2 separate regions of the Mus musculus genome follow, and region 2 is linked to region 1. Evidence: chromatin loops called from intact Hi-C (ENCODE). Cell type or tissue: heart. All regions are shown on one strand. Links, peaks and the distances in the headings refer to the core of each region. The heading gives the core; the rest is flanking DNA.

Region 1 (14,930 bases), core at 7,336-9,835:
CCCAAAAGGCAAGTCAAACACTGAGGTAAAGGTTTATCTGCAAACTCTGGGGAGGGCTGTCCTGGCGGGTAGAAGAGAGGCTTAGAAGATAAAAATGGTTAGAAGCCTGTGAAATAATAGACAACAGCTCGCCCAGGGCAAACAAGTTTCTAACTCAAGTCAGTGGAGTGTGTGGTTAGTGGTCAGGTAACCTGAACCAAGTAGGTAGCATGTCAGCCTACCTGTGCCACTTAGGAGCCCTCTCTACTAGTCTGATTCCCTTAGATGGCCTGTGTCTCCAAGCCCTGCAGTCCGCTCTTGACACTTTCCTCAGGGTCACCTAAGGAGAGCCCTGATGTCTTTTCTCCACTGCGAACCTCCTTTGTGGCTCTTCATTGTCTTAAGGGAAGGTTCAGAGTCCTTCATAAAGCAGGATGCCCAAGGGTCTTGTGTGTGGTGATCTCAAATTTCTTACATGTCCATTTACACCCGCTGTGAGTGTTCTATAACTGAGGACATCAGGTTCTGTGCCTTAAACGCCATCGGTAGCTCCCTTCCTCTCCATCCCCATGACTCAGCATATTTCCAACACCTCAGCCATATTTTTCTGAGGTACAGAATACAGATCCTCTCCACCAGTAGCCCTACTAGAAGCTTAACGTATGACTAATTGTTCTGGATTCTCTACATCCTTTTACTTCTGTCTACTGCCTCTTTTAAAGGCACTCCCAGGGGAATCTTGTGGGGAATCTATAGATGGCAGCCATACCACACAGATACCTGGCAACGAGCTTTCTAAAGGCACTGTTAATGAACTACACCCGATGAAGGCTTCATGACCTAAAGGCACCCCTCCGGATTCAACCCCCCGCAACACGATCTAAGCCCCCAAAGGGAAAAACAGAATCCCCAAGCATTGTCCAGAAAGCCCGGTTCTGTGCGCCCCTGCAGTAGGTTGGAGAATAAATACTCCGTGGGAGCGGCCACTCTATCTCTCATCGTGGTAATCCCAGGGTTTAACAGTGTCTGGCGTTCCATCACAAAGGGGGGTGGGGGGGGCTTGCCCAAGGTCATGCAGTCAAGGAAGCACCACCTCGTCCGGGACCAGAGCTGGAGAAATCTTTCACATGATCTCAGTGGGAGGTTGGGGGAGGGGACGAAGGGACGAGCCGGTGCGCCTTGTGTGCCAGGCCTCCCGGACGCGGGAAAGACTGGGGGCGGGGATCAAACAACGCGCTGGGATCCCGAGCTGCCCCGAGTTCACGGCGGCGGGAAAACTGAGGGGTCTGGGGCACCCGGGTGGAGGCCAGGGCAGGCAGGAGGGAGGCAGGCAGCCGCCCGGGCAGTGCGCACCGCCCGCGCCGCGCGGCAAATCCCCCAGGGAGGCCGCCGCCAGAGCCCTGGCGCTCCCGGCCCGGCGCCCGCCACGTGGCACCCGGCGGCGGCGGCGACTCCCGGCGCGCAGCCCCGGCCAGCCGGCAGCACGCAGCCGCCCGTCTCTTCCCAGCCGTCCGCCGGCAGCCTCCTGGACGCAGCGAGGGACCCGGGGAAGGGGCGGGCGGCAGCGAAGCCGCTGGAACCGCAAGCCGCCGAGCGGAGGCAGGAGGCTGACCCGGCCGCTTCCTAAGTGCGGTCAGGCATCTCGTGACCGCGGCGGGCGCCCGGACCCCTCCCCCGCCGCAGTCACCCGGGTGGTTTCGGCCACGCTCAGATCCCCAAGCCCGGAGTCCCGGCGGGCTGGGGGTGGGGGGTGGCGATGGGGGGTGGGGACGGGGAAGGGGGCCCACGAATTCCCCGATCGCCACCCTTGGGCGTGCGCTCCCTGCCCGGAAGGATTGACCTTGGCCGGGGCGGGGGAAGGGAGGCCAGCGCGGGGGCTCAGCTTTCGGGCCGCCGCCCCCGCGGATTCCTGGCTCGCCCGGGCCGGAGGAGGGGGCCCCGGACACACGGACGCACGCACACACCCCACACGCAGCGCGCGCCAATGAGCCCTGGCCAGGCGCAGGGGGCGGGGTTTTCCCAGGCTCGAGCACAGCAGCTGCTATTTACCTTCTTGGCTTCTCCCGGGGACCAGAGGCGGCCCCCGCTCCCTCCCGGCCGGCCGCCGCCGGCCCCCGCCTCCCTGCCCCCGGGGCGCGCGCACACACACTCACACACGCACGCACACACACACATCCTCTGGGCCCCGGCCGCAGCCGCGGCGGCAATAAAACATCCTGGCACGTGCTCCGACTCCAGGCGCGCCCTCGCCGGCCGGCTGATGTCAAACTGCAGCTCGGCTGGTGGAGCTCTTAAAGGGCTCGCGCGCGGGGCGCCGAGGCCGCCTTGGCCGCCCGCGGGGTGAGGAGGGGAGAGCCCCGACTCCCTTGCCCGCCGTCTATCCGTATTGCCAACTGGGAGCCTGCGGGGAGAAAGGTAGAGAGAGTGGCGGAGGAACGAGCGCGCCCCTCCTGTCGCATTGCTATCAAAGCCCCCCTTGTTCATTTTTTTTTTCGTTTGAAATTCCATTTCCTTTCTGCCCAGTAGGAAATTATTCTGATTGTTTTCTGGAGAAGCGTGAGGTCCAAGGTTGCAATTCCAAGAGAGGAATGAATGGGCTAGAGGGAGACAAGCATCCAAAAGACACCTTGCTCCGAAAACCCTGGCTGTGAAGGCATTTGGGGGGACGGTAAGGGCATGTTTAGCGTGTGGGGTTTAGTATCTCCCCAACCTCATGAGCAGTTTTGACTCCCCTAAACATACAGAGTTCGAGCGGGAATTCCGGAAGACATTAGAGTAACACATCCTCTTTACCTTGTTCCCTCCTTTTTTCAATCACTAAATTTTGTCTTGGCCTATATCTGTTCAAAATATTTTTCAAATGAACTTATTATACAAAGTAGTTATATTGCATGCAGCAAGAACAATAAAAACCAAAGGCCTGGCCACAAAAGAAATAGACTAGACTAAAACTAAGCAAAGCCCAGAGGAAAGAGTTAGCAAAGGGTTAAAATCCTTTTGATTGACGTTGTAGCCTCCGGTGCCCCGGGCTCAGGCGCGCGCCATTGGCCGCCAGACCTTGTGCCTAGCGGCCAATGGGGGGGCGCAGTCCACGAGCGGTGCCGCGTGTCTCTTCCTCCCATTGGCTGAAAGTTACTGTGGGAAAGAAAGTTTGGGAAGTTTCACACGAGCCGTTCGCGTGCAGTCCCAGATATATATAGAGGCCGCCAGGGCCTGCGGATCACACAGGATCTGGAGCTGGTGCTGATAACAGCGGAATCCCCTGTCTACCTCTCTCCTTGGTCCTGGAATAGTGCTACCGATCACTAAGTAGCCCTAAGACATAATAAACCTTCAACTGCTCAGTAGTTTTTCTTATGAAAGTCAAGTAAAAGGACGTAAGCAAAAAAAAATTATTTTTTTTTTGCGTGAAGGATTCCAAAAATAAAATTCTCTGGGGACTGAGAAGAAAAAAAAAAAAAAAACGAAAATGCCAGCTGATATAATGGAGAAAAATTCCTCCTCCCCGGTGGCTGCTACCCCAGCCAGTGTCAACACGACACCGGACAAACCAAAGACGGCCTCTGAGCACAGAAAGGTAAGACAGTACCTGCGTCTAGAAATTAAGTGGGTTGTGCACAGCGGGACTCCTTTTACTTTTCTCTTAAAACCTCGGGGTGAAATGGCAGATCCCGTGGGAACTCAGGACCTCTTTTCTCCCCCTTTGCAGTCATCAAAGCCTATCATGGAGAAGAGGCGAAGGGCAAGAATAAATGAAAGTCTAAGCCAACTGAAAACACTGATTTTGGATGCACTTAAGAAAGATGTAAGTGAGCAATGCTTTTTTTTATTTTTAATTACGAATGGAATGGCATTTCCCAGGCACAAAGAACTAAGCTCTTAGCCTGCTGCATGTGGATCTTACCCCGCCAGCACTACGTTCCCACTGGCGGGAGAGAGGCCGCCGGGCCCTGGGATGTGGGACATGCGGGCGGGGACCTTCAGAACTCGGAGGCAGCTGACAAGGAGGACTGACTTTCATCCCTTGTTTTTTCTGCGCAGAGCTCCCGGCATTCCAAGCTAGAGAAGGCAGACATTCTGGAAATGACTGTGAAGCACCTCCGGAACCTGCAGCGGGCGCAGATGACCGGTAAGGACCGCGCGTGCGTCCCCTCTCTGCGGGTGTCCCTCTCGGCCCGCGGTGATTTCTTCCAGACTTCCGCCCGCGGTTGTGAGAGGCATTCAGCTACATTTTACTGCCTTGGCTCACTCCGCGTTCCCACGGTCTGGGTCTTATTTATAGCCACAGCTCCCAAGTTGTTACTGCTCCGGAAATGGAGGGAGAGGCTGTAGCCGAGAAGGGTGGTGGGCAGCTTGGCTGTGGTAGAAGCCGGTGAGGGCGAAAGGACGTAAGACTGAGGAAGTTTGGGGCTGGATAGAAGGTAGGGGTCAGTGGTTTAGCACCGGTCCAACCCCTGCCGCAGGAGGGGAAGTGGGGTTTGGAAGGCGCCTTGGGTGGCATTGTCCAAGGTCAGGTCGCGCGCGGGACTAGGGGTGGCAGATCTGGAGCTGAGATCGGTTTAGATGGAGGGAGTGTCCTGGCTTATGTCCCCAACCTAGGGAGAAGGAGCTGGCTGTTCTTAGCCTACCCAACCCTCCCAACCCCAGGTGGTTCCGGAGGCGCGCTGCGGGGACCTCCCAGGGCGGGAGGCTGTATGGCTCCGGGGCCAGGGCTTTTCGGTGACCCATCTTTTCTCCTTCTGGCCTGCAGCCGCGCTCAGCACAGACCCGAGCGTGTTGGGGAAATACCGCGCCGGCTTCAGCGAGTGCATGAACGAGGTGACCCGCTTCCTGTCCACGTGTGAGGGCGTTAACACCGAGGTGCGCACTCGGCTGCTGGGCCACCTGGCCAACTGCATGACCCAGATCAACGCCATGACCTACCCCGGGCAGGCGCACCCCGCCTTGCAGGCGCCGCCGCCGCCGCCCCCGTCAGGACCTGCCGGTCCCCAGCACGCGCCATTCGCGCCGCCGCCGCCGCCGCTTGTGCCCATCCCCGGGGGCGCGGCGCCCCCTCCCGGCAGCGCACCCTGCAAGTTGGGCAGCCAGGCTGGAGAGGCTGCCAAGGTTTTTGGCGGCTTCCAAGTGGTGCCGGCTCCTGACGGCCAATTTGCCTTTCTCATCCCCAACGGGGCCTTCGCTCACAGCGGCCCGGTCATCCCGGTCTACACCAGCAACAGTGGGACCTCGGTGGGTCCTAACGCAGTGTCACCTTCCAGTGGCTCCTCGCTCACTTCGGACTCCATGTGGAGACCGTGGCGGAACTGAGAGCCTCAGGCCACTGCTACCCGTAAAGTCCCTAGCCCACCTCTCTCTTCTGACGGACACTAAAAACGAACTTGGATTTTAGGAGAGACTTTTATAATTTGGTGGTTATTTTGTTGCTTTTTTTAATTCTAAAAAGTTACTTTTTGTAGAGAGCTGTATTAAGTGACTGACCATGCACTGCATTTGTATATATTTTATATGTTCATATTGGATTGCGCCTTTGTATTATAAAAGTTGAGATGACATTTCGTTTTTTACACGAGATTTCTTTTTTTATGTGATGCCAAAGATGTTTGAAAATGCTCTTAAAATATCTTCCTTTGGGGAAGTTTATTTGAGAAAATATAATAAAAGAGTGAAGGCTTTTATGTCTTAGAACTGATTATTTCAAAATTTGTAAAAAAAAAAAAGTGGTGGGGCTTGAAATTCATGTAGTTTGGCAATTCAGAAATAGGATGTATTTTTTAAAGTTTTAAACAGGAACCATCAAACCTTTCAGCAACACTCAATGATCTAAGAAGACCTAATTTATGAGAATTCATTTGATGGGGCTTTCCTGATAAACAGTCCTTATTTTTTTACCTTCCAAAGGGCGGCTCCCAACTCACTCCCTGTAGTAGCCACTGGCCTCCTAAAGTAAAAGCGCGCTCAAGCCACATTGCAGCCCTCCAGCATTGGGACCTTCATTTGTCTGTCCTTACTCAGGCGTAGCTAGGCATCCCCTGGCACCCGTATCACAAAGTTTGAAATGCCTCTCTTCACCCTCTTCAAGCAAGCTGAAAAGGTCAACAGATTCTCTCTGCCAGGGTACAACTAGTTAGACTCCCAAGTGGAGCCCGGGCCAGATGATTAACAGCAGACATATGTTTCTGATAAGTTTCTGCGCTTGACTTTAATGGAGAAAGCATGTGGGGGTTGCGCTGGCAGGCACACGGGCCGTTTTTCCCCTTTTAATACAAACAGCAAGCGACCCCTTCGCATGGTCATGCCCCATTTCCAGGCAAGATGTGGGCTCCAGATAGAAGCAAAAGGGTTGTCTCGGGTTTCAGCTCACACAACCCTCCTTAACAAGTCCTAACTCAAAGCGGACAGCTTTAAACTGTGCCAGGATCTGCAGGGAATTTCTTCCAAATCCCATCACAAAGGCTTGTCAGATTTTCTCAGATTTGGCCAGGTGTTTGACTGCATCCAGGTGTTGGGGAAATGAAAACCACGAGCCCTGCGAGACCAGACACATCAGCCGCGCTGTGGGTCTGGCCGGCGCGCCCTTCCTCCCCCACAGCCGGCCAGTCCTCCGCCCAGCCCCCGCTCCTCCCGCCCGCCTCTCAACCCCCTACCCCCTTTCCCTTACAGCGGCGGCTTCTGGGAGGAGAAGGATGAGGCGGGAGAGATCAATCTTTGAAGCTTTCCTAACAAAGATAAAGCCAACGATTTTCTGTCTTGTTTCAAAAGCCTTACCTCTCCCCCGCCTGGCTGTAGCCTTTCCCACAGGCCAGCGCCGAGTGCGGCTCTATCACAGGAATGATCTAGCAGACAGCAGCCGGTTCTTTCCAGGACCTTCAGCTTCGACCCCCGGAGAGAGAGGTTTAAAAGATTGTTTTGTTTTGTTTTGTTTAATTGGCTCCTATTTGCCTTATTTTCTGCCCAAGAAAGGTATTCAACGCATACTTTGTCATTCCATTTTTTCCTGGTTTTCCTTTTTGTTTATACATAAACATAGTAACAATTACTCCATTAAGACACATCCCAAATTTAGATATTAAAGTCCTCTGTTTCCACCAAGAATTCCTAGCTTCTGTAGTAGAAATAATCAAGACATCAGGAACTCAATTTTATAAAAGTAATTCCTTTTACATCTATGGAGGAGGGGGCTACAAGGGAAATTAATTTCTTCATGCATCTTTATTAATGTCACCAAAAGTGTCACGCAGCAGCTTCAGGAAGAAGTGAGAGGAAAAGAAACCATTTGTTCTTTTTGAAAAGGAGTGCCCCCCCCCGTAATTTGGATTTACATTATTAAATGAAGCCTGTTCAAGTATAATATGGAGTAGAAGAAAGCCTATATCCCCGTTGGGAGCTTTTACATTGTTCTATACCACTGAACTTATGGCAGGCACCACCTTGGATAAGTCATTTCCCTTCTCTAGGATAGGTCCAAGTTCATAAACGCTATAGATTTATTTCTTAGACACTGCTGCCTCCTGTATCCCTGCTGTTTCTTAAATCAGTAGCTGGGGGTTGGGGAGATGAAGCATTCCAGTTTATTCTGGCATCCCTACAGATCCTCTGGGCCTGGCCTAATTATACCACCTCAGGGCACACCCAGCTGCCTTGCCCCTCTAACCAGATCCGGATGAGTAGATCTCTCCTGTGATAAGACACAGCTCCAAACTCTGTCCTTGAGGCCAGAGACCTCGAGGGCCTCTCCTTGAAGGTCCTTGGAGCCTCTCTGCTCTCCGGAGGTTCTGGCAGCAATCTACAGAGGTAGATAGAGGTGAGGGCCTGATTCTGGGTGAGCAACTGAGGCTCGCCCCTTCCTCGGGGTCTCATCCTGACCCCTCCCACGCGCTTCTGCAGTGGGGACCCAGAGGTTTAACCAGACCCCCACATCGTCACGGGGAACCTGTCATTAAAGTCAATTAACTTTCCCCACACCCTTTGGCCGGTAACAACCCGCCGCTCACTTCCTCCGGGCTTCTAAGTGCAACCAGATGGGCGGGCGAGCTGCCCCCGCCGCGCGCCCGCCGGGGTGGCTCGGGGTTCCTGGGAGGCCTCGGGGACCGCGGCCGGGCGGGAGCGGCCCAGGGCAGCCACACCGGGCCGGCCCCGGCGGCCCTGCGGCCAAGGTGGCTCGCCCAGCAGGCCCGGCTGCTTTCTGGCAGGAAATGAATAGCTCCCAGATGAGCTCAGGCAACCTGAGAGGTCGTGAGAACGGCGCGAACCCCCGCCTGTGCAGCCGGCAGCCTGCCAGGCCGCGGGGAGGGCGGGCGGCGGCGGCGGGAGGCCCGGCGGGCGGCGGCGGGGGCGGCGAGGGGCGGGAGCCGCTGACACACGAGCCCGCGCCCGCTCCCGCTGACAGGCAGGCCGCCGCCCCCGCTTCCCCGCCCCGGGCCAGCGCCGCCCAGGCAGCAGGCCCCAGCCGCAGAGTCTCGGCCGCCCGACCCGCTGGGGGTGGGGCGGCCTGCCAGTGTTTTTCCAGTTCTCCCGGTAGCTCGGGGCAGCGTTTAGAAGCCGCGGAGCTGGGCGGGGGCCAGGGTCGGGGCACCGGAGGCCTGCAGGGCCCTGCCAGGAGTCAGGCCAGCGGGACAGGAGAAGGCAGGCAGGGACCACCTCGGACATCCCCCACCCCAAATGCCTTGCACCGGACAAGGATGCTGGGGACCCTAAGAGAGGGGAGCCTCGTTTCTAAGCACCTTGAGCACCTACTAAGCTCCCGGCAGCCTGCAGCTGGCGCTAAAATGACAACTTTGGTGGCAATGCAGTCCTGTTTAGCCACCGAGACAGCCCAGCTTGTGACTAATCCCACGCGTGATGTATTAGGTGCCAGGACTTAAGTTTAAACAGAGGGCGCCCAGACGGATGAGTTCCTGCTGAGGAAGAAACCAGGGAAGTTTTTCCCTTCAAGCAGGGAGGAGAAAAAGTCAACACAAAGGACAAACAGGCTCTAGGTGTCCCCTAGTGTCCTGCTGTTTTCTGGCACAGGTTCGACTGGAACTGGAGACCAAAGCCGCCTGCCTGGACCACAGGGATAGCCGGCTGTCCTCATTTCTCTAATAGAACGGTTTACCTTTAAAAATAAAAAAAAAAAGTCAGGAGCAAGGTGTGGTGGCAATCCCCCCAGGCGCTTGGGAGGTGGAGAACTAGTAGGAAGTGAAGGAACAAGGTCAATTTTGTGTTAGTTAGGCTAGCCTGGGCTACCTGACACTGTCTGAAAACAACAGAAATAAGTTAGGATTTGAAGGCGGGCAGTGGTGGCACATGCCTTTAATCCCAGTACTTGGGAGACAGAGGCAGGCGGATTTCTGAGTTCGAGGGCAGCCTGGTCTACAGAGTGAGTTCCAGGACAGCCAGGGCTATACAGAGAAACCCTGTCTCGAAAAACCAAAAATAAATAAAAATAAAAATACTTAGGATTTGGTTGTCAAAGAGAACAGAGACAGTTAAAATGTAGATGGAGAAGTTGTAGTTTTACTCTTTAAAAAAAAAAACTAATGTTTTACTATCGTTTTTTGTATTTAACTATTCAAAATACAAGCTCTGTCAGAGTTCAGAAAGGGCAAAGCTGGCCTTACATCCCTGCCTCTGTTCTTGTTTTACTGCAACATAGCAATCAGGTTGGAAGCACATGGTCTGGGTCTCGTTCCCTAAATGCTTGAGCACATCAAATCATCCATCTGTTTGTGCTGTGGTTTTGTTGTTATTTTGTTTTTTGTCATTAATTTATTCATTTCACACCCCATCTCAGCCCTCCTCCTCTCCTCCCAGTCCCACCCTCACACTCCTCCCTCCTCCTCATAGAAGGGGAGGCCTCCCAGGGGTACCAACCTATCAAGTCCCAGCAGGGCTAGGGGCATCCTCTCTCACTGAGGCCAGATAAGGCAGCCCCAGCTATAGGAAAGGGATTCTAAGGCAGGCAAGAGAGTCAGAGAAACTCCCCACTCCAATTGTTTGGAGGCCCACATGAAGACCAAGATGCACATCTGCTACATGTCTTACAGATATGTACGTCCAACCCATGCATGTTCTTTGGCTGGTGGCTCAGTCTCTGTGAGCCCCCATGGGGCTCGGGTTAGTCGACTCTGTAGGTCTTCTTGTGATGTCCTTGATTCCAGCCGTTCCCTCAGACTTACCCTGACTCATTCACAGGACTCCCTGAACTCCTCCACCTAATGTTGGTCTGTGGGTCACTCAAGTCATTCAGGATGATCTTTTCTAGTTCCATCCATTTACCTGCAAATTTCATGATGTCCTTGTTTTTAATAGCCGAGTAGCTTTCCACTGTGTAAATTTTCTCTATCCATTCTTCAATTGGGGTGCATTTAGGGTGTTTCTGGTTTCTGGCTATATAGTATTTGAAATTCTAGCTAGAGCAATAAGACAACTAAAGGAAATCTAGGGGATACAAATTGGAAGGGAAGAAGTCAAAAGTATTGCTATTCACAGGTGACATAGTAGTATGCATAAGTGACCCCAGAAATTCTACAGAAAAACCCCTACCCCTAATAAACACCTTCAGCAAAGTGTCTGGATACAAAATTAACTAAAAAAAAAAAATTAATAGCCCTCCTTAACACAAACAGACTGAGAAAGAAATTAGACAAACAACACACTTCACAATAGCCACAAATAATAGAAAATATCTTGGTGCAACTCTAACCAAACAAGTGCAAGACCTGTATGACAAGAACTTTAAGTCTCTGAAGAAAGAAATTGAAGATTTCAGAAGACTGAAAGATCTCCCATGTTCATGGGTAGAATTAGCATAGTAAAAGGGCCATTTTACAAATGCAATCTGTAGATTCAGTGCAATTCCCATCGAGATTTCAACACAATTCTTTACAGACTTTGAAAGAACAATTTTCAACTTCATATGAAAAAATCTGTACAATAAAAGAACTTCTAGAGGTGTCACAATCTCTGACCTCAAGCAAGGGTAATAAAAACTGCATGGTATTAGCCAAAAACAGACAGGTTGACCAATGGAATTAAATCCAAGACCCAGAAATGAAATCATATACCTACAGACTTTTGATTTTTGACAAAGAGACCAAAACTATTCAATGGAAAAAAGAAAGCATCTTCAACAAGTGGTGCTGGATGTCTGTATGTAAATGGACTTGAAACCTCTGCAATGGTGCTTTGTGGAAAGACCACAGTGTGTATTCACCAGATAGGAAAGCTAGCGATGGCCTTTTGCTCATTGATTTTTTAGCATCTACTTGTAATTGCACCACACCCCAAGGGAGACAACAGTTTCTTCCATAGTTTCTAAATTTCATGCTAGTTATTAAGCCAGGCACTAGAGGATAGAGGCATGACTTCTGTAGCTAAATACTCACAGCCTGGCCCTCAAGAGACCAAGTGAAAAAAAAGTAACAATTTAACTCATTACAAGTTAAATGATATGAAAGGGGAAGTGTTACTCAGGGTTGATACAAAAGAAGGCTCTATCCACCAAGCAACCTTTTGACCTTCTGAGTTATCATTAACACTTGTTACAATAGACATTACCAGTATAATCAATAATTGGTCAAAGTTTACCTAGGAAAAATTATTGCCAAGTATTTAACTTCAAGAGTAATCATTCTGTGGTCTGGAGGCATAGCTTAGTCATAGATTCCTTGCTGAGGGACCTATAGGTATCATAAATACCCGTGTTCTCCGATGTTCTGAGACCCTAGGTTCAATGCCTAGAACTTAAAACCCTACCATCGCCTAAAAAAGCATAGTCAACACAGTCAAGAAGAAGGACTGAGAGTCAGGAAATGTGGCTTCCAGTGCCAAGTGGGCCACTACCTAGGAGATGCCGAGTGCGTCCACATAAGTGTCTGAGCTCTGGGTTCCCATGCAGCTAGGTGAGAAGGCTAAATCAGGAATCCCTGAAGTCCTTTCACCAACATGGTCCCTGCACATGCTCTCCCGCTGACACACCTACATGAGGCATACTTCCAGACTGTCAACTACAGCCCTGGCATTATTTCACACCCATCATTAACATATATAGAAACTGAGACCTCAAGAATGGACCCTGTACATCACCACTGCTATAAAAAGGCCACCTGACATGCTAAGAAGACTCATGCTTCCACTAGCACGGTGGTTCTCAACCTGCGGGTTGCAATTCCTTTGGAGGGTCAAATGACCTCTTCATAGGGGTTGCCTAAAACCATCACTGTCGGAAAATACAGGCACTTATGTTACAATTTATAACAGAAACAAGATTACAGTTATAAGGTAGCAATGGAAATAATTTTATGGTTGGAGGCTCACCATAACATAAAGAATTGTATTTAAAGGGTGGCAGCATTAGGAAGGTTGAGAACCTCTGCTCTAGTGCATTGGAGGAGGACCACATTCACAGAGTTTGCTCCAATATAGTCTGCTGTGATCCTACCCTTTGTTGTGATTATCAGAGCACGATGAGGTAAAATACCCCTGTTTTCCCACTTTCCCATCCTTTGCATCTGCCCCACACCCCCTACCCTAGCCCCCAACCCCCACTTCTTTAAAAAGAAAATGCAATCTGCAAATCCTTACCAGGATTCCCTCCTTTTCAGAAGCTCTCTTCCCCAACTGGCTAGGCGTCCCCCATTAGTCTGTTTGCCTAATTAAGTGCACTTAATGAACTAGTCTGGCTAGACACTAATGCCAGTCTAAATTAGCGAAAGTCCAAATCTCAGCTATCCAGGAGGTATAACAGTCACTTTGAAAATACACATAGTGAGTTTGAATCTGGTTTACTACAAGTACTTTACATTCATAAGATGAACGTAGTAGGGGCCTGGAGAGATGTCTCGGCAGTTACGAGCAGGTCTCAAGTTTGGTTCCCAGCACCCACATCAGGCAGCTCACAACAGTGTGTAACTCCAGCTCCATGGGACCAGAGGCCTCTGGGACACCCGCACTCACATGTACATCCTCACATGAAGACACACAGACACAGCTACATATAATTAAGAGCAACACAAAACAGGGTGATGTCATTTAAAGACTCAGAGCAGGTAAACACGGCTCTGGTTTTATTATTTATGCTATAAATCCTTGTAACAAGAATGAGGGGAGCCCCGATGGCAGCCCAAGTAAATACTTGTAATTGAAATTAATGACAAGGCTTCGCTGTGACTATCCTCCTGTTTCCACATGTGTCTCTCCTTCTCAGTTGCACGTATGGCTGAGTGACGGCAGCCATGGTGCCTGAGGAATACCTTTTTTTTTTTTTTTTTTTTTTTTTAAAGATTTATTTATTTATTATATGTAAGTACACTGTAGCTGTCTTCAGACACTCCAGAAGAGGGAGTCAGATCTCATTACGGATGGTTGTGAGCCACCATGTGGTTGCTGGGATTTGAACTCTGGACCTTCGGAAGAGCAGTCGGGTGCTCTTACCCACTGAGCCATCTCACCAGCCCCGAGGAATACCTTTTTGCTTAAAGACTTTTTCTCATAAGTGTGATCTGTTTTCATGTTCCGCCTACTTTATAATTCAGTGGTCAATGTGAGACATGAACTGTATAGATCTAGTCTACAAACATTCCAGCCTGGAGCAGCCTATTAGGGTTGGCAAGCACTGTGCCAGACTCTGGGCTTTCTGGTAGATAGCTTGTCTTCTACCAACTTTTCCCCATTGATATATGGTTATAAAATTTATCCCTAAGCCATCAAGACCATAAAATGGGGTTATTTCTTAGCAGAGCACAAGAGAATAAATTCGGTGTGTCAAACCCATTTCAGAAGCTAAGGCCCTGAACAGCATTTCAGATGTTTTAAGAGCAAACAGCGTTGTTTCCTGGCATGCGATAGCATAAACATATGTGTGTATATATATGTTTATATGCGCTCGCGCGCGCGCGCGCGCACACACACACACTTTCATTTATTTTGTGACTCTCTAATGAGGGCTAGGATCCAAGGCTTACCGGAAGCCTTCCTCAAGCCCTTTAGGTAAAACACATGTTCTAGGGACCAGTTCCCCTTTTCATCCTCTGCTAAGGCCCTCCTCAGCCTTGCCACTCTCTGGGTCTTAAAGGAACACCTCTCTCCCTCCATCCTCCCCCACACCTGGCACAGAAGCTTTGATGACTCAGAAAATTGGGATGAGGAGTTGAGAGGTACCAGACCAGGAGAGTGGCTTAGGACTAGAGAGGTGGAGAGGAGAGACACACTTTCTGCCTTCTGTGGAGCCTTGGCAGAACCACTGCTCTTCCTTCCTTGGGTAAAATCCTGTCCCTGTGGATCCTCTCTCCCCAACTTTTTATCTCCTGCCTTTTCCCCTTAAATTCACCACCCTTCACCCCCCCCCCCATGACTCCTCCATCCTCTCCTTGTTTCTCAAGTACTGTCTCTAAATTCTGTCCTCTTCCCTCTTCATTGCCATGTAGCTATTTTATTATGATTATTATTATTATTATTATTATTATTATTATTATATTTTTTTATTTTGAGATAACTATTCTGTTAGCCCTGGCTGTCGTGGAACTCTCTTTCTCTCCCTGTAGACCAAGGCTGGCCTTGAACTCACAGAGATCAGCCTGTCTCTGTTTCCAGGGGTTAAAAACATGCGTTACCGCTCCCTAGCTGTATTTTGAACTTTTAATAATCCTCCACCCCCCTGTCCCTCCTCCTCCTTCTCTTCCCTTTTCCTCTGACTATAGTTTGGTAGTGCCTCCCAAAGGCCATGGTCTCCCAGTCCCTACTCACTACAGGAAAGAGATAGGAACTTTAGAGTTGAGGGCTGATGCTTCCTTCCTCCCACACACCTTGCCAAGAGTGATGTTCATATGTCACATTCATACAGATTCCTCTGGGGGACAGAAGAGGGCATGGAATCCCCTGGAACTGGCTTGGGACCTATCACTCAGGTTCTGGGAACTGAACCCTGGTCCTCTGCAAGAGCAGAAAGTGCTGGTACTCTGGCCCCTTCTCAC
Region 2 (14,930 bases), core at 5,855-8,354, 75 kb after region 1:
ACCATCAATGCTGCCTCTATACCCTTCCCTTTATTGAAAGCAGATCCGGTCCCTCATGGAACCAACCTCCTTACTTACAGTCTCTCTTCTAGCACAAGTCTTGGCAGGAACATTACCCTTCCCCATGTCCTTTTCCTCTCCAGACTACAAGTGTATTTCTGTTCCACTTGCTCCTTTCCATTGTAGACCAGCATAAGAGTGATTAAAAATAACCATATGACAAAGTGATATGGTTGTCTTGAAATCTCCTTCACCAAAAAAGTTAGTCCATTACTTTTATATTCAGCCACAGGCAAGTAGATAGGATAAGGACAAATATCAGCCACATTCTTAGTCAAAATATCACAAGAATGGTCTCTAGTCCCAATGCTAATGTTCTTCCACTCTAAAACCTCTTGATCTGAGGCTCCACAGTCCACATAGCTCTCAGCAGTACAGCCTTCCAAGCTCCTACTAGGTTGGCCCCATAAGGTTCTGCCTACAGCAGTGGTTCTCAACTGTTGAGGGTTAAACAACCCTTTTGCTGGGATCACCTAAGACCATCTGAAAATGCAGATACTTATATTATGATTCATAACAGCAAAATTGCAGTTATGAAGTAGCAACAAAAATAATTTTATGGATTGGTGGGCCACCAGGCTTCCTTTTTTTCTGACATCTTAGCGAGGCTGCTGTGGTCCACACGACTCTCTGAGCTTCGCCATGCCGCCCAAAGAGGACAGGAAGAAGAAAGATGCCGGAAAGTTGGCCAAAAAGGATAAAGACCCAGTAAATAAATCTGGTGGCAAGGCCAAGAAGAAGTGGTCCAAAGGCAAAGTTCGGGACAAGTTGAACAATCTTGTCCTGTTTGACAAAGCAACATACGACAAGCTCTGTAAGGAGGTTCCGAACTATAAGCTTATTACTCCAGCCGTGGTCTCCGAGAGACTGAAGATTTGAGGTTCCTTGGCCAGGGCAGCCCTTCAGGAGCTCCTTAGTAAAGGACTTATCAAGCTGGTTTCAAAGCACAAGCCCAAGTAATTTACACCAGAAACACAAAGGGTGGAGACGCCCCAACTGCTGGCGAAGATGCATGAACAGGGTCAATCAGCTGTACATTTGGGAAAATAAAACTTTATTGAATCAAAAAAAATAATTTTATGGCTGGGGCAACCACAACATGAGAAATTGTATTGAAGGGACAACAATAGGAAGGTTGAGAACCACTGGCCTACAGTGCTCAACTGCTTTTCTAGTCCGAAACTCCAAAGCCTTCTGAATCTCTCAAAAAAAAACAAACAAACATGGCCAAGTCTATCGTAGAAAATGCCCACTCCCTGGTACAAATCTCAATATTAATTACTTTTCTGTTTCTGTGATATGACACCATGACCAAAGCAACTAATAGAATGAAGGGTTTCTTTGGCTTATGGTTCCAGAGTACCAATGATGGAGGAGTGAGGGTAGCAGGCAGTAGGCATCAAGTAGTTGAAGCATCAGCTAAAAGCTCACATCTCAAACCACAGCAGAAAGCAGAGAAAGCACACTGGAAATAGCACATGGCTTTTGAAGCATCAAAGCCCACCCCCAGTGACATATTTCCTTCAGTAAGGCCATGCTTACTAAGCCTACCCAAACTATCACAAACTAGGACTCAGTATTCAAGAATATGGAGTATTTGCCATTCAGAAGACCACAAAGGTCAACCTGCCCTGGTGGGGCAGACAGACAGATAAACCTAGATCTGACCCCTAATTTTTCCACCAACCAATTCTATGACTTTGAGCTACTCAGTCTTTCTAGGACAGAGTTAGCCAGAGTCAGGCTGACGCCATGACAGGCTACTAATTGACAGTTTGGGAAATGAGGCCTAAGTTTCTGTTTTTCAGAACTGGAAAAGTCCAAAACAAGTCAATTCCAGGAAAAACACCCCTCACGGGCAGTCAATCAGGAGTTCTAGAAGCTATCCCACCACCTAGCCTGAGCCAACCTCATGGGCAGCCAACCAGGAGCTGTAGAAGCTATCCCAAAAAGCTTGAGCCAAGTATAGTTAAACCAACAAAAGTCTCTCAAATCCCCAGAGCCTGAACCAATCATAAAGGCACCCATACTCATGTAGATAGAGCCAACTAATCAAGGAAAGAAAGGGAAAAGGGACCCACTCCTGCCCTAACAGGCTTTAAATTGACCCTGCTAAGTCCACACCTCTGACTTCCATCCCGATGTATGGTAGACCCCTGCACGCAAGTTCTCAGAATAAACACTCTTTGCTGTTGTATACTATTTGAGTCTGGCGTATCATTCTTCGAGAATCTTGAATCCTTACACTGTCAGACAGGGATAATAGTATACATCCTGAAAGAATTAATCACCATCCATCATGAACAGCCCCCAGCCTGCTGAATAGCTGACACTAGAAAATGTCAGCTTTCTTCTTCTCAGGACTTGGTTCTTCCAATGGGTAATTACATCTTGAGAAGCATTCAGATGTAGTAGCGGCCAGTGGGTGTCAAATCAGATTGCAGCTCCAGTCCGTTAATGATGCTCTTTCCGTTGGAAAGGTTGAGGTTGGCATGGAGAGGGTGTGCTCAGAACACCCTCCTCTTTCTCATGATCTCCTTTCCTGCCACCTGCCCCATTGTTACCAGTCAGAGAGTCCCGGACCGTAGGAACCACCGTGTTCTTATCGTCCTTATCGTGGATAAGGACAAGGACAGAAATAACCAAGGAGCCTCCACTACCGATCCCATGACAATGGACATGAGAAGATCCAGATCAAAGGCAAGGTACCAGGAGTCTCAGAAATACATTTCAGAATCAATCCATCACTCTGCCACTCACTTCCTCCTTCTCACCTTCCCCATGCTGGGTGTAATAAATCTGCAGTTGTATACATGCTAGATACCCTCCAATCGAATGCTAGGTACCCTCCAATCGAATGCTAGGTACCCTCCAATCGAATGCTAGGTATCCTCAATCAAATGCTAGGTACTCTCCAATCGAATGCTAGGTACCCTCCAATCGAATGCTAGGTACCCTCCAATCAAATGCTAGGTACCCTCCAATCAAATGCTAGGTACCCTCCAATCAAATGCTAGGTACCCTCCAATCATCAAATGCTAGGTACCCTCCAATCGAACCAGGACCAACCCCACTTAGCTTCCAAGATCATATAAGACCAGGCACTTTCAGGGTAGTATGGCCAAAGACGAGGTATACGCTCTACCACTAAGCTACACCCCAGCCCCAACCTCTAATTGGAAACACATCACTGCAGTCTGATAGAAGTAAATTTAAATTGGAAGTGTTTATGAGCAGCAATTCGCCTTGTAACTCCTTGGGTCCAATTTCAGGTCCAAAGGGACAAAAATCTTTCTGATCCTTTAAAATCTTCTCCTTGGCTTTGGGACACGGAGCACCGGATGCCAGAGAGACTGTGACTAGCTCACTTTCGGTAGCAGGGAATTAGTTTGCTGCAGGACCTCTGCTTCCTCTGCTGTGCCAGCTTTCCTGCTCTGGTGCCAGCTGCTCACTAGCTTTCTCTGGTAGATCACTTGGATTTATTCAGTGGCTTTTGCCAGCACTCCTCATATTACCCAGTGTGCGTTCACAGCTGGTAACAGTCCACCTTGGAGCCCTTACTCAAAACTTGAAACCTTTCCTCTAGAGCAAGAATTCATTAGCTTCTGTTTCTGTTATCGCTGGAGAGTAGTGGGCACTGGGGTGATGGGGTCCACCCCGACCCATTATCCAACAATGCCAAAGGGCAAGTAGAGACCTTCAGACAAGGACCAGGCAGAAGCAATGGAAACCAGAACTCTGTAAAGGAGAAAAGACCTCAGGCAGAGCTCCAGTGACATCACTAGATTCTCCAAAGCTGAAACAGGATGTCAGAGCTTATACAACATCTCAGATAGAATGAGCTTACTTTGAGCAATGGAGATTGGGGGGTGGGGGGGCTGAAAGGAAAAATGCTCCAATCAAAGTCACTCAGCTTTGCAGAAGCAGGGCCAGCACCGACTCCCAGTGCATGTTTCTTACTGGATCAGGCGGTGTCTTAGTTAGGGTTTCTATTGCTGTGAAGAGACACTGTGACCACAGCAACTCCTATAAAGACAATCATTTAACTGGGGCTGGCCTACATTTCAGTTTAGTCCATTGTGGACTAAATGATGGGAAACAAGGTGGCATGCAGATAGACATGGTGCGGGAGAAGGAGCTGAGAATTCTGTGTCTTGGTCCACAGGCAGCCACAAAAGAATTGCCACACCGGGCGTGGCTTGAGCATCTGAGACCTTCAAGCCCACCCCTAGTGACCATTTCCTTCAACAAGGCCACACCAATTCCAATAAGGCCACGCCCCCTAGTCCTGTCAAGTAGCACTACTACTCCCTGATGACCAGGTATTCAAATATATGAGCCTAAGAGGGCCATTTCTATTTAAACCACACCAGTGGGCTACTCAGAAACCCCAGGCACATTCAGTGTGGGTGGTCTGGGCGACTCTCCTGCTCTCCTACCCACTCTCTCAGGGAGATACACCAGAATGAATGAGTCAACAGCTGGGGTGATATGGACTCATGCCTGGAGGTACCTGTCCCCAGCAAATGCTATCCAAATCAGCTTCAGACGGAGCGGTAATGGCCCAGCCCCAGTGGTCCCAGAGAAGACATATGCATATCCCTATGTAAATGGGACATTCTGCCATCAACTTTAGATTCTTCTCCATTGTCTAGTCAGAGGGGACAGCAACTCCTGGTTTTCAGTAACTCTCTAGTGCTTTCATTTCCCCCCTTGTGCAAACTTTTGTCAACTTGACACAAACTAGAGTCACCTGGCAAGAGAAAATCTCAATGGAGAAGTTGCTTTGTGGTGGTTTGAATGAGGGTGATCCCTATAGGTTTATATGGTTGCAGACTTGCTAGAAGGTGTGGCCTTGTTGGAGGAGGTGTGTCACTGGAGGTGGGCTTTGAGGTTTCCAAAGACCCCTGCATTCCTACTGTGCCCTCTGCCTCCTGCTTGCAGTTTGAGATGTGAGCTCTCAACTGTCCCTGTCACCATGCCTTCCCTCTGCCATCTCAGACTATAGCCCTCTGGAACCATAAACCCAATAAAAGACTTTCCTTTATAAGTCATGGTGTTTGATCACCCAGCAACTGGAAAGTGCCTAATACATGCCTCCTCGTCAGAATGGCCTGTGGGCACTTCCTTGATTGATTGATGATGTGGGAGGAGCCAGGCCACCATGGGCAGTGGCACCCCTGGGTATGTGGTCCTGAGCTGTCTAATAAAGCAGGCTCAGCAAGCCATGGAAAGCAAGTAAGCAGCAAGCCAGCCAGTAAGCAGCAATTCTGCAATGCCTGCTTCAGTTCTTGTCTACAAGTTCTTGCTTGAGTTTCTGTTCCTAGATCTCTCAGTGATAGACTGTGACATGGAAGTGTGATAAACCCTTTCTTTTCCAAGCCGGTTTTAGTCAGTACTTTTTCACACCAACAGGAAGTAACTCATATACCGTTTGTGCGCTCAGACTTCATCCCTTGACTATTATTCACCCTTTCCATGTATAGGTGGTGATTTCTCCACTGCCATCTACACCCCTCAATCATGTCCCTGCCACCTTACTATACCAGCTTGGCCACTGTCACCAGCACCCCTCCATGTCACCTGTACCCCTCCTCTGTCACCAGCACCCCTCCTCTGTCACCAGCACCCCTCCTCTGTCACCAGCACCCCTCCTCTGTCACCTGTACCCCTCCTCTGTCACCAGCACCCCTCCTCTGTCACCAGCACCCCTCCTCTGTCATCTGCATCCCTCCTCTGTCACCAGCACCCCTCCTCTGTCACCTGCACCCCTCCTCTGTCACCTGCACCCCTCCTCTGTCACCAGCACCCCTCCTCTGTCACCTGCACCCCTCCTCTGTCACCTGCACCCCTCCATCCTTCCCCTTCTTCTCCCCTCCACTAGACCCGCTCCCACTTCTCCACAAACACCTCCCCGTTCTTATTCCACCTGCTGTCTCCTCCACACCCCACCATCCCCACCACCCTTAACTCCATTTCCTCCTCTGCAACACCCCAGATCTCTGTCACCTCCTCTTCCACTACCTAGCTCCATAGGCCACCGGCCACAGAAATGACACACCACCTTATTTGTCAGCTTGAAACAGGCCTTCATACCAGAGAGGCCTGGAGGACTACAGCACTTTCAAAATCAAACAGTTCCCAAATATTTGAATCTGCAGCTATTTAATGAGACTGGTCACAACTTTGAAAGACACCAGTTAACGCCCCTCGTCCCTCCTTAGTTTTGAAACTGCTTATCTAATCTCTCCACCCCTCCACTCCCAACCCAGACTGTAGATACTCCCAAATGAAGCAAACAATGGTGGCCTTGTTGCCCAAAGCTGATATTAATAGACGATTCCTTTTTATTTCAGCCTGGAAACACTGGCGGCAAACCAACCTTAGGAGGGACTGACTGTAGCGAAAGTCTAAAAAAAAAAAAAAAAAAAACGCGACAAAGGAAAAAAAAATCCAACCCAGCTTTGATCAGAAGGGTCTGAAGATGGATGGTGGTCATTTCACAGGTCTCTGGGTGGAGGTTCATGTCATTTTGAAAAAAAAAAAAAAAAGAAATTGGGTTAACAGGAAAAAAAAAAGAGAGAGAAAGAGAAAAGAAAAGAACCCGAGACAGACGCATTTTCTGATGGAACGGGGCCACCGCGCCACGAGGATCAAAGCTGTGCCACGCAGAGGCGCATGAAGGATTACTCACTTTCTATTTTTTTTTTCACGCCTGCAGCACACATGGGGATCTAATTGGTCCTGGTCAGGATGGGAAGTACAGACAGGCAGCCCCAGCGAGAGAAAGCGGGCAAGCGAGTGCGGAGCCCAGGGGAGTCAGGGCTTTCTGCAGCTGCAAACCACCAGAGGCGGCTCACAACCACGTGCGGCCTTAATTGCTCTCCTGTGTGTTTCCTCAGCCCAAGACCACTAGTGTCTACTTGCAAGCCTTTCTGATCTCAGAGGTGATGAGTTTGGCGGCTGTCAGGCGTGCTGGGGCGTGGGGAAGGTGGGGCAGTGAGTCTCAGGGGAGGAAGGCTCACACTGCTCAGGGAGGGGCTGCTAGGCTGGGTGACAGAACCCATCCTGTTACCAGCTGTGGCCTAACCTTACATTTGTTCCTATTCCTGGGGGGGGGGGGGGGGGGGGTCAGTATAATGCCCAGGTCCCTTTTCAGGGGTAAAGGTTGTTGTCTGAGTTCTAACCCACAACAGAAGGGTTATATCGGACCAAAGGCAGTAAGCCAAACCTAAAGTACAGAAGCCCACCTGCACAGCCAGCCACGGCAACCAACCACTCTGGCTCGTTGTTTCCTTACCTTACAATGGGGTAGGTTGGGGCTGGGAAGATGGCTCAGTGGGTATGAGTACATGGCTCTATAAGCAGGAAGGACCAGTGTTCAAGTTCCCATTGCTGCATCAAAAGCCAAGCATGGGCTACACATACCTTTAACCCCAGCACTGGGAAACTCTTGAGAGCTCACTGGCTGGGCTAGGCAGCCTAGGCAAAAAGATGAGCTTCCCATTCAGTGAGAGACCTTGCCTCAATGCAGTGAGGCAGAAGCAATAGAGGAAGACATCTGGCATCCCTCTGTAGCCTCCGTGTGTGTGTGTGTGTGTGTGTGTGTGTGTGTGTGTGTGTGTGTGTGTGTACAGGCATGCACACCCACCCACAATGTATATACACAACACACACAACACACATCACACACATACACATAAATAAATAACAACAATAATAACAATAATAAATAAATAAATAAATAAAACTCACTGTCACTGGGAGGATAAAAGACCACTCTGCTTCTAATGTAACCACAGGCAGCCTTGCCCTGTGATCTAAGTTGGGTCTGACTTCTCCTTGTCTCTTCTCTACCTCCTCCCTGGGGAAAATTTTCCCAATCACACAGATCTGCAACATAGCAGACCCCATCCTGTAGCAGACCCCATAGCAGACCCCAGAGGCCTACCCTCACCCAACTCCCTTGTCTCTCATTTCCTGCTCCCATGTCCTCTCTCTCCCTTGTCAGCCTCTGTTCTATACCCCTACATATGCCACGTTTGTGTGTGTGTGTGTATGTGTGTGTGTGTGTGTGTGTGTGTGCACATCCGTCTCAACAGCCAGTTAAAGCTATGCATGCAGCAGTATAAAAAGCTATATAAAGTATATAGCTATGCCCGGCCTGCATTGACTCCTCACTGAGCACTCTGAGGGGCTCCCTTCCCTGCAGGTCCCTCAGCTCTGTTCTCTCCTGACCCTCACTCTGTCTGTTCCTGCTGTCCCCTTGACCAGGAGCGGCTTCATCGTTGTTGTTGTGGCTATTATCATTATTATTATTATTATTATTATTAGTCCGTTTCATCCTTCAAGACACAGCCAAGTCAAGAGCTCTTCTAAGTGACCTCCCCTAGTGGGGGCAGCAGCCCCTGCCACATATACATATCTACCTCTTTAGGGTTCCTTCTTTACTACCCTGGGATGGAAGCATTTGCTTGCCCACCTCTCTCCATGTGAAGGAAGTTTGAGGGATGAAAAATGTGTTTTGTCTCTGTACACACACACACACACACACACACACACACACACACACACACACAGAGCACATTTAGCACAGTGCCTGAACTATGCAGGCACCCACAAAGTGCATCTTGAATGAATTTATGGCTCGCAGTTCTCTGCCTACACTCTCCAATTAAGCTGGAACACTGCAGTGCTGGGGATGTGCTTGGGCTATTGTGTGTGTGTCCAACACATAGGAGAACCTCTCAGAGCTTCTGGTTCTGGCTTAGGATTTAGCTGCAGTCGGTGTCTTTTCTGTGTTTGGTTTCTCCTGTGCTGCTCTCCCTGAAAACTGGGTATGGCGGGTCTCAGGAAATATAGTTTTGACGAATAAGTAGTAGAGAGATCAGGAAACCTAGTGATGGCCAGGACATGCAAGGAGCTAAATACTGATTTCTTCCTCTCATTTAAATGTTACCATGCTAACTGTGATGGCTATTTTCTGGTGTCAACTTGACTACATTTGGAATTAACTAAAACCTAAATGGCTGGGCATATCTGTGAAGGATTTTTTCCCCTCTTAATTAAATCTTTTGTAGTGGAGAGACTCACTTCTAATCTGGACCTTTTGAGGTGGGAAGATCCACCTTTAATATGGGCCCCACCTTCTGTTGGCAGCCTATAGAAAGGACATGGAAGAAGGAAGCTCACGTTCTCTTTGCCTGCTTATTCTCTTTCATTGACAAATCCACTCCTTCATTGGTATTAGAGCCTTCTTTGGGATTTCAGAGCACACTGAGGACCAACTAAGACATCCCATCCCATGAACTAAAAAAACCTACTAGATTCTTGGACCTTCCATAGGTAGACAACCATTCCTGGAGTATCTGGACCACAGCGTGTAAACGGTTCTAATAAATCCCCCTAGACAGACAGACAGACAGACAGACAGACAGATCCTATAAGTTGCATTCCTCTAGAGATCCCAGACTAATACACTAACCCTCAAGTTAGGGCTTAGGGGAAACAGCTGTGATGAGTGCGATCCCATGAATTACACTGGTGACTTTTTGTTCTTTGTGTTTGTTTGTTTGTTTGTTTGTTTGTTTGTTTGTTTAATAAAGGATGCTTAAGAAAGCTCCCTCAGCCCGTTGGACACATGAAGCTGGAGCCAGGAGCCTGTTTACAAGGAAGTGGATGGGGACAAACACTGAGTCTAGTGGGGTCTTGTGACACTGAGTCTATAGCTGGACTCCCTGCCCCCAGAATGGTGAGAAAGCTGCACTGTGTTTAAGTCACCCAGTCCTCTGTTTCGTTACAGCAGTCTAAAAGAACTGGTAAACCCGGGTTCAGCTCAGAGGTAAAATCCAAAGAGAACTCTGATCATCTCTAAAATGTTACTCCTTGTCCCAGCAAATACTTCACAGTTTTATAACTAATACCAGTTAGTATATGCCTGCTTGCTCAGCCCAGAATCCAGGAATAATATTTGATTCATTTTTTATTCTTGCATGTTACAGTCAGTCCACCAACAGGTTCTACAAGCTCCACTATCAAAGTACATCCAATCTTCAATCATTATCTTTACAGTCCCATATCTTGACCTTACAGCTACCCCCTCCCCCAGCAAACACAAATAGACGGTCTTCCTGGTTCCTCCTACAGCCTTCTTGATATTGCTCCAACACCTTTCTATATAACTTAGAATGAAATCTAATGTCTATTCACTGCTTACAACACCATACATCATGGGATTTCCCACCTCCTCCCTACAAAACATCCCAGTGCTCACCACTTTCAATACACATAGGTCATCCCTAAAATCCTCAAGTTGGATCTGACTCCAGAATTTCCCTTTACACAGAAAGCTCTTCCCCGAATGCTTTGACTCTTGGCTCAGGTACCACTACCTTAGGGAGGCCTTTGCCAAGCCTACTTGTGATAGTCAACATTTGTGAGCAAATAAGTATGGACAAAAAAAGTATTCTGTGGGACACACCATGACACATTACAGCTTACACAATGAGATTTTTTTTTTCTTTTTCTGTTTTAGGAGAGAGATTACAAGAGTGGAGGGCAGGTACCAGGGGAGGGGACAATAACTGGGATTGGAGTGCATGATGTGAAATTCATACAGAACGAATAAAAAGGTGATATTTTCTCAAAGAGTGTGGTGCTCTTGTCCCACCAATCTGCCTGAGGCTAAATTGAAGAATTTTGGATTAACGATGCTGGCAGAGGAGATTTCAAGACAGCCTGGTATTGACTATGTCATGTGGTTCTTTGTAATCAGTCTTACACAGATCTATAATGAAAGGAACAAGATGGACAAAGAGAAATAAATACAAAATGTCATTTGTGCAGAAAAGGAGCACCAGGAATTGTAATGGAATTATCCAGTGCTCAAGGAGATAAAATGTTTAAAGAAAAGTCTGATGCTAACTGGGACAAAGGGAGTGGTGACTTCAGGGCAAGACCCCACTCCTGGTACCAACCTCTGCCTTAGTCACTGTTCTATTGTTGTGAAGAAACACCATGACCAAGGCAACTCTTGTAAAAGGAAGCATTTAATTAGGGGCTTGCTTACAGATTCAGAATGTGAGTTCATTATCATCATGGCAGGAAACCATGTGTGAAGCACAGCACTGGAGCAGTAGCTGGCAGCCACATCCCGATTTGCAGGACATGCTGACCAAGCATTCATGTAAATGAACCTTTGGGAGCCATTCCCATTCAAGTCATCACAGTTCTGTACACAACACTGTGTCGCTGAGTACACTGAGGTTGGTCCCACTGTGGACTGCAGGGTTAGGCCAACCCTTGTGAGACTGCCAGGAGTCAAGTGGGTTTAGCATTCAAAAGGGATTGTTTTTATATGGCCCACTGCGGTTAAGAAGGAAAGCAGACTCTTGTTGTAGGGTCATCAAAGACCTTAGGTCTACCTAAGCAGGACCTCTTCCTAATTTACATTTCTTTCTCTGAAACCCAGGTCCTCTCTTGGAAGTAAACTCAGCCTTCAGACTCAAACAGGAAGCCCAATTCTCAGGTCACCAGGGAAAGACTTAAACCCTGTGACATCAGAGGAGGCAACTCCTCAGTAGTGTGTGTGTGTGTGTGTGTGTGTGTGTGTGTGTGTGTGTGTGTGTGTGTGTAAATTTGGCTGTAGCACATGCTGGGGCTTCTCCCCAAACACACCTGAAGGCAGATGTGCTGAGAGTGTGGCTAAGCTGTCATGCATCAGAAACAGGGGGAAGAGTCTCCAACCAGCCCAGGCTTCCCAGCAGACATGGCTCAGGGATTCAGGGCAAGATGCACTTAAGCAGCGGTGAGAACAGAGGTGTAGCTGTGGTGCACTGGGACTGAGGCTAAGCTCCCAAGGATGAGAAACCAGCTATGGCTTCTGAAAACTCCCGTCAGGGCCATTTGATGTGTTCAGCGTGCACACACAAGCTAGGAATGGCTCTCTCTGTGTATTCCAGGCTTTGGGTCATTTGTATGTGTGTCTCATAGACATTTGGTAGTTGTGCACCCCAAAGTGTTACCTGGTGTCAGCAGCATTGGCATTGCCAGGAAGGTGGTAAAAAGTGGACAATTCTGCACTCAGGACAAATGGATGAGCTAAAATCTCTATTTCAATGTACATTTCATGAGCATACATCAGAGAAAGTCCAGTTTTGCAAGGCAGGGTTTAATTTTACCTCTAGGGGGGAAAATTCCTCTATCGTGTACTTCCCATCGGATGGGTTAGGCTTCCATTTGGCTGATGCCTCTTTCCTCAGGGCACGGGCAGCTGAGGTGAAGCTCTTGGCTGCTCACTGTCACTCTCCTCTCAGCAGATGACCCCATCCCAGCACCCATCCAAGTCCTCTGCCAGTAAGCTCAGCAGAAAACACCCAACACCAAAAGCTTCAAAGGCTTGGCTGACAAGCTGCACTCAGGTTCCTACCTGCCATCGTGGCAATGTTCCTCTGAGTCCTTCTCGAGGACAGTGACATGTGGACAATAAACACAATCTAGCAAACCCTGGGCAAACTGCCCAGTGCATAAGAGCTTCCAATGAGCAAATGACAGCACCTGGGACGGGCAGGTCTATGAATGTGGCCAAAGCATCAGGGTCTATTTCTGTCCCTTTGTGCTGTTGTCTTGTGGCCCCAGCTCCACAGAGTAGCACTGGACAATTCTTTCAGGTGTGAAACTTTGTTGAAGGGTCGTCATCCATTGTGGGTAGGCTTTTCAGTCACAGCTTGGCTCCTCTTTATCTACACATCTTTGATTCACCATGATAAACTCACTGGTTTATTACTAAATTAGACTTACATGGGTTCATTTATTAGGTCTTTTGTTGGCACCCTATCTGGGGTGAGTAGACATTCACTCTCATCTTCCCAGAAAAAGTCACTCAAAAGTTGACCTGTTTGTGTTTGTGTCTTTTCAAGCACAATGTAAGTGCCTAGCTAATTACCCCTCCTCTAAATCAAAACCAAGTGCATGACAGATAATCAATAACTAGTAACTACTGACTATTTAACTTCACGCCAGTCATTTCTACCTCCAAACTGATCTTCGTGGTTAATGCAGATCTTGTCTCCCATCAGACTATTCAGGACTTCTTGGATCTGTAAGAACATACCCTATGAGCACAAGTTTTTCCTGATAGGGATAAACTCTGAGCGTGTGGAGCCAACTGACTCACTGTTGTGTCTCCTTTCTCTTCTTGTCCTCCCTGCCCTCTACAGCACTGTGCCCCAAGGTCATACATGGGGTCTTATTCCCACTGATAAGGTAAACCTGCCCATGGTATCTCCATTTGTATTCATTTCTTCAGTTTGGGCATCATAAAAAGATTCTGCCCATTGTTGATTATCTTAATACTTAGAAATAATGTTAGTTAAAAAAGTGAGTGGTATCATGGGATGAAGGACAGTGAGAACTGGGTGCTGTCTGGTTTACCAAGATCAATAGAAGTTGTATGCAAACTTCTCAGTGTACAATAAAACCACACATTTCCCATACGTGCTAGAAGGCATGAAAATTGGTACACTCACTTTGGAGAACAAGTCGATACTATGTATCCAGAGATGCCAAAATATTGTTGGCATTTCAGTTGATACTTCCTTTTTTTTAAAGATTTATTTATTATTATTCATAAGTACACTGTAGCTGTCTTCAGACACACCAGAAGAGGGCATCTGATCTCATTACAGATAGTTGTGAGCCACACGTGGTTGCTGGGATTTGAACTCAGGACGTTCAGAAGAGCAGTCGGTGCTCTTAACCACTGAGCCATCTCTCCAGCCCGATACTTCTTTTCTAGGAAACAGTCATAGGTGTTTCCATGGGATAAGGTTCCTGAGCTCTTGGGATACAGATGTTGAGATCTAACTGTAACAACCCAAATTGTAAACCTTTTAGAAGAAAACAGAGGTGTGGACTCAGTGAGGTTGGTCTAAGTACTTAGTTCTCAGATATGTCAGAAGCACTCATAATCAAAGGAAATAATGAGGTAAGTTGGACTTTATCAATTTTCAGACTTCTGTGTGTTAAAGAATGCTACCAAGACAATAAGGGGCTGGAGATGTAGATCAGATGGTAGAATGCTTACACTATCATATTTGAAGCCCTGAGTCTAACCCGCAGCACTTACAAAGTAGGCATGACTGACAGCACACACCCAGGACTCAGAAGACGAGGCAGGAAAATCAGAAGTGGAAACTTTTCCTTAGCTACATAGCAAGTTCAAGGCCAACCTGAGATATGAGTGGGGGGAAGGGAGGCAGGGAGGGAGAAAGAAAGAAAGAAAGAAAGAAAGAAAGAAAGAAAGAAAGAAAGAAAGAAAGGAAGGAAGGAAGGAAGGAAGGAAGGAAGGAAGGAAGGAAGAAAGAAAGAAAGAAAGAAAGAAAGAAAGAAAGAAAGAAAGAAAGAAAGAAAGAAAGAAAGAAAAAGAAAGGGAGGAAGGAAAGAGAGAAAGAAGATGGGGAGGCAGAGAGAAAAGAGGGAGGGAGGGAAGAAGAGAGGGAGGAAGGAAGGGAAGTAAGGAGTCAGGCAGGCTGGCACACAGGAGCATCCCTGGAGCAGAGCTGGCAGAGATGACTTAGGGAGCCAGGACAAGTGTCCACAGTGCCCCCATCCAGGAGAGGTAGAATCAGGCAATGGAGCCCAATCATGATGGAGCAGCTTTGGGGTGACCTACCTTGCTCTTGCAAATGCCATGAAGGAGAAGTGTCTAGAGACTGAGTTCAAGGAGAACAGGCTCCTTGGAGATGGAGAGCAATGAACAACTGGTTTTCTCCAAGCTCAAGAAGGGAGCTTTCCATGTGAAAAAGGAAGTCACCCAAAAAGCCAGCAATGGAGAACCCCTTGAAAAAGTCACTAACAGTCAGCTGCCCTAC

The links. Peaks named below come from ENCODE experiments on the same cell type or tissue, not always from the same donor. Only the 100,000 strongest peaks of a DNase experiment are listed, where the experiment ranks them.
Region 2: it touches region 1 in a loop (3-fold over the local background); 5 of 42 quality-filtered maps call a loop at or near these places.

Annotation. Positions count from the first base shown.
Region 1 is chr16:30,062,143-30,077,072 of GRCm38, forward strand. It overlaps Gm32998 (a long non-coding RNA gene), which reads right to left and starts at 8,296. Exons shown (of 3, transcript XR_876001.2): 1 at 7,971-8,296; 2 at 6,745-7,788; 3 at 5,721-6,505. It overlaps Hes1 (hes family bHLH transcription factor 1), which reads left to right and starts at 3,215. Exons shown (of 4, transcript NM_008235.2): 1 at 3,215-3,556; 2 at 3,689-3,784; 3 at 4,021-4,108; 4 at 4,730-5,654. The coding sequence starts at 3,449. The coding sequence ends at 5,286. In heart, for the core only: a CTCF peak has its summit at 8,715; a DNase peak (open chromatin) is centred at 8,259; H3K4me3 peaks cover 1,719 bases; H3K27ac peaks cover 1,833 bases; H3K27me3 peaks cover 35 bases.
Region 2 is chr16:30,138,757-30,153,686 of GRCm38, forward strand. It overlaps the pseudogene Gm6029. Among named protein-coding and RNA genes, the nearest start is that of 1700025H01Rik, 46 kb to the right of the region's middle. In heart, for the core only: a CTCF peak has its summit at 6,873; a DNase peak (open chromatin) is centred at 6,985; H3K4me3 peaks cover 703 bases; H3K27ac peaks cover 424 bases; H3K27me3 peaks cover 376 bases.